Regions from separate parts of the Homo sapiens genome. Here region 1 is linked to region 2. The links are chromatin loops, found by intact Hi-C in ENCODE. Cell type or tissue: PC-9. All regions are shown on one strand. Region 1 has its middle 6.8 kb from the start of HCFC2. Region 2 has its middle 55 kb from the start of EID3.

The links. A loop is a pair of places that touch in the nucleus more often than their neighbours do. Peaks named below come from ENCODE experiments on the same cell type or tissue, not always from the same donor. Only the 100,000 strongest peaks of a DNase experiment are listed, where the experiment ranks them.
Region 1: it touches region 2 in a loop (8-fold over the local background); 9 of 110 quality-filtered maps call a loop at or near these places.

The regions. Positions count from the first base shown.
Region 1 is chr12:104,056,434-104,058,933 of GRCh38, reverse strand. It overlaps a transcript of GLT8D2 not described here. Among named protein-coding and RNA genes, the nearest start is that of HCFC2, 6.8 kb to the left of the region's middle. In PC-9, CTCF peaks have their summits at 789 and 989; no DNase peak of the experiment used is centred here.
Region 2 is chr12:104,357,121-104,359,620 of GRCh38, reverse strand. No RefSeq gene overlaps it. Among named protein-coding and RNA genes, the nearest start is that of EID3, 55 kb to the right of the region's middle. RefSeq lists an enhancer at 1,896-2,190. In PC-9, CTCF peaks have their summits at 846 and 1,048 (motif pointing right); DNase peaks (open chromatin) are centred at 1,040 and 2,140; H3K27ac peaks cover 931 bases.

The sequences.
Region 1 (2,500 bases), 300 kb after region 2:
TCTTAGTTAGAGGTATATAGGATTTGGTGCTATCCGTGGTTTTAGGCATCTCTGGGGGTCTTTGAATGTATCCCCCTTGGGTAAGGGAGCATCTGTTGTGTTATAGAAAGCTCTATTGGACAGTGCTGCTCTAGACTTTTTAGGCATATGTTAGAGAAGGTACTTTCATCTCTCACTACTTCCTCTCCTCTCTGCCCACTCCTCCGTATCAAACACCCACCAGAGTCATTTACCTGGACTGTTTCATTTGGGGTTAAGATCAAGGGCTTTAAGACCCAATAGGTTGTAGCTACTTAACTAGTTGTATGGCCTTGGTCAAATTATTTATCCTCTTTGAACCTCAGATTCTTTGTCTATAAAATGGGAATAATAAGAGCATCTGCTTCTTAGGGTTAGTCAAAGGATTAAATGAGATAATATGGTTCCAAAGTGGCAGCAAGGAAGCAATCTGGCTTCACACCCCCCAATGGAAAACCCAAAACTAATATTCAACACTGAAATTATCACCAGCAATATCCGAGAACTCAAATATGAGGATGAGACATTTGCTGGGGCCACAGAGAAGTTTAAAAAACTCTGAGCAGATGGTAAGAGAATCAGACTTCCATATCTGTAATCCCCTCCCCACAATCTGCCAGGCACCAACTGCATGAAAATTTCCCCCAACTCACAGTCTGTACACTGTAAAAAGTGAGATCAAGGCATAGACAACCAGCTTCTCCACAATCTTGGGTTCCCTTGCAGGAGACTTGTCCCAGCCTCAACCACTAGAAGCATCAGCAGTCCCTAGAGGAGAAATATCCCTGAGAACAGCCAGAGACAAAGGGGAGAGGTGAGACTACCATCCCAGCTCTGGAAACTCTGCTGTGTAACTTGACAAAAAGAGATGGAGACACCAAATCATAGTGGCTGTTCAGCAGCACCACACTGTAGGAGGTTGGGTCCATAGGTCCCTTGGACACTGAACCCCTAGCTAGCCTTCCCAAACTACTGGGATATCCCCCATTAAGGATGAGGGGCACTGATTATTTATTAGAATGGAGGCAAACGTGGGTTTCAGCACCATCTAGTGCTGAAAATGGGGCAGTGACCTAGCAAGGGGGGAAAAAAAGAAAGAAAGAAATAGGTAAATGAAATAATACATGTAAAGTACAGGCAGTCTTCACTTTGCATGATAACACTGTTCTGTAAACATGATATGCAAGCCAACACCCTTCAAAGTGATCTCAATTATCAGTGGGAAAAATTACAATTGTTTTGTGATGTTTAAAAACTTTTGTCAAAATATTAAAAACTTTCTTACTGTTGGATATAAATATATAGAGAAATGAAAAAATTGTAAACCTAATATTTCTTTATTATGCCATAATTTAAAACAGAAATATTGAGAATTAATGTGTTTTGCTTTTTTTTTTTTGAGACAGGGTCTTTGTCACCTGAGCTGAAGTACAGTGGCATGATCACAGCTCACCACAACCTTGACCTCCCAGGCTAAAGCGATCCTCCCACCTCAGCCTTCTGAGTAGTTGGGACCATAGGTACATAACACCACACCTGGCTAACTTTTTTATTTTTTGTAGAGACGGGGTCTCCCTATGTTGCTCAGGCTGGTCTTGAACTCCTGAGCTCAAGCCTCAGCCTTCCAAAGTGCTGGGATTACAGGTGTGAGCCACCATGCCCAGCCTCCTTTCTAAGTTTTCCTTTGTGCTTTCAATGTTGTGAGATATCTTTCAGCATTCCTTTAATGTGAATTTTTTGCCCATGTCACTTTCTGGAACATCTTTATCCTTTTCCTTACAACTTCCTTCCTTATTTGTGTTCATAAGTTTACCTTTACTAAGTCTCTCTGGATGCCCATCTGGAGTTGAACAGTGGCAATGTCAACATTCCCATGGCCACCAATTTCTTCTGTAACTCCAGTGATCTTTGATTTGAACTTCACTGCCACAATAATCACTTTTTGTTTCTTTGCTTCACTTTTATCTTTATTGGCAAATTCTATCGTCCATTTTTTACAATGTTACTTGGAGATAAAGAGGCAACACAACTACATGCTTTGCTGTCTGTGCATAACTAAATAACAGATGTCCAGTGACCAGTCACCAGCAGACTAGAAATGAAGTGATGTGCTGTGGTCACTGACCATGGCGTGCATCTGTTATTTACATAGTAATTTTGTGGACTGAAAACCTGGCAGCAAAGCTTGTATTTATGCAATTACTTACAGTGAATATACTGTGGTAACTGAAATTTGAACTGTATTATTGGGGGACTTGTGTTATATAACTAAACGGTGCTAATTGAAATCTGTGCTGTTACCATGCCAAGCAAGGACTGTGCTATACTTACGCAATGTCTGACATGTAGTTAGCATTTAATAAGTAGTAGATTGTTTTATTTCTATCATTATCATGATTTTATTATATTTCTACACTTTCTATTCCTCCTCCTGAGCTGCAGGCCAAAAAGTCAACCCTAGAGTGAGAATCTGGTGCTGGAG
Region 2 (2,500 bases):
GGCTCGGTCTCTTTTTCTTTCCACTCGCCTCTACCCATGTCATGAGTACTCCCCAAGTACCGCTCCATCATCTTGCATCTGCCGCAGCCTACTCATCTATTCCCCAGTGAGGGTCATCAGGATGGAGTTCAATTTCCCCACACTGCACACGGTGCCATAACGGGTGTCTTCGTGCACGTTACCTTGGGGATACACAGAATTTCTCTGGGGTTGAGAGCCAAGAGCCGTATTGCTGGGTCATGGGCTACACAGTGCTTGAGGTCTAAACACTGAGCAGCAAACAGTCTCCTCTCCAACCAGCAGGGCCTGACGGTCCCCTCGCCTAGCTCATCATTTGGCATTAACCAGCTTTCTGATGTGTGCAAATCTGATGGCTGTAAAGCAATCTCTCATTATTTTAATTTGCCTTTCTTAATGACTCGCAAGTTTGTACAGCTCTCCTATCCTGGTTGACTTTTGGGTTTTATCTTTGGTGAATAAGCAGTTCAATGTCCTTTGCCCATTTTCTTTTGTGGTTCCTGTCTTCTTGTTGATTCGCCAGAGTTCCTTGAAGTCACCTGGGTCTAAATTCCTTATCAGTTTCAGACACAGAACAGTCCCTTCCCACATGGTCATCTCTCTATTAAACTTTTTCCATGATGGTCTTCGTGAATCAGAACTTCTGGGGCAACTGGCACATCAGTGCTTTGCCTTTTGGTTTGTGCTTGAGACCATGGTTTAAGAAACCCTCACCCACCTCTAGGTCACAGAGGTATTTTCCTATATGTACCATATAAATTTTACGGCTGTACCACATACATTTAGGTCTTCAATATGTTTCAAGTCTGTCTTTGTCATCCAGTGTTAGGTAGGGATCCAGTTTTATAGCTACACACATAGCAAACAAGTTTTCCCAGAATTATCTGCTAAACTGTTTGCCCATCCCCCTTGATTTGCAAGCCCTATAAAATTTTTTAGCTATGTGACCTTATTCACTCAAGCCCATAAACAAAGTGTGTTCCAGTAAAACTGAACACCAAAGTGGAAGCCTGCTGTTCACAGGGATGGACACTAGGAGGCACACCTTCTCTTTTGCTTTGGAGTCACCCCATGCCACAGAAGCCACACAGTGTGAGCCTGGGCAAGTGACTGACTCTGAACTTCCCTTTTTTCATCTAAAAAGTGGGTGTAGGGCCGGGCGCAGTGGCTCATGCCTATAATCCCAGCACTTTGGGAGGCTGAGGCGGGTGGATCACTTGAGGTCAGGAGTTCAAGACCAGCCTGACAAACATGGTGAAACTCCATCTCTACTAAAAATACAGAATTAGCCGGGCATGGTGGCACACGCCTGTGATCCCAGCTACTTGGGAGGCTGAGGCAGGAGAATTGTTTGAACCCAGGAGGCGGAGGTTGCAGTGAGCCGAGATTGTGCCATTGCTCTCCAGCCTGGGCAACAAGAGTGAAACTCCATCTCAAAAAAAAAAAAAAAAAAAAAAAAAGAAAGAAAAAAGAAAAGTGAGTGTAACACTAGTTCTAAAGTTCTTATAAGATTAGTGGAGTCACTGCGTGGAGGGCGTTTTGGATGTGCAGTTCTTTCTCTGCCTGCAGCTCTCCTCAGTATAACGCCTCTTCTCTTTTCATTTCTTCTCTGGGCCATTTTAAGGCCTTTATTCCTCTACGCACTTGTACTTCCAGAGCCCACATCATTCCAGATATAATGAAATGCATCACTTTCCCACTTTCAATGTACTTCATTTACAGACATACAGGAATCAGATCTAATTGCATTTGATTGGCATAAGGCAAGTATGTAGGCATTTAAAGATTTGTCCATTGTAATTTTCTTCTGTTGAGTTATTTTCCTTCATATTCTGGAGCATTTTCAAAATGGTTTCAAAGGCTTTTGTAAACACTGGGCCTTTTGCTCATGGCACTTAGTGGGGATGAAACAGCCTCGCCTTCTCTACCTTAGCAACACTAACAGATCTTGTGGATGTCATTCTTTTTTGTGTGTGGATATTGACTCAGAGTCCTCCACTCTCCTCCCTCCTGAGCCCCAGACCCACCTTCCTGTCTTCTCATTGGTGGACCCCACTGAGTGCCTGGCCAGGACTTCCAATTGAGAATGAGTAGTGGCCATGAGGATTAAATGTTGCTATGTGCATAGCACTTACAACATAACCCTAATATGCAGGAAGTAAGCATATGAGGAAAATGTGACTATTATTACACGATTTGGTCAGAATGGAGAGTGGAAAGGAAGGTTAAAGAGACAATTTAGGAGGCAATTGCAAATCAGAGCAAAAGATAAAGGAAGCCTTTAAAAAGGTGGTTGCCATGGAAAAGACGAGACCAAAGAGAATGAAACCTGTGGGACTTCACAGTGTTCTTTCATTCCAATGATGTACAAAGTACCAACAGTGTACTTGGAGCTGCTCTGAGAGCTGGGTTGATGGGAAAGCAAGGGAAAGTCTAGTCTTCCAAAGAAGAGTCCAAGGGGGCAAGAGGAGGTGGGAAGACA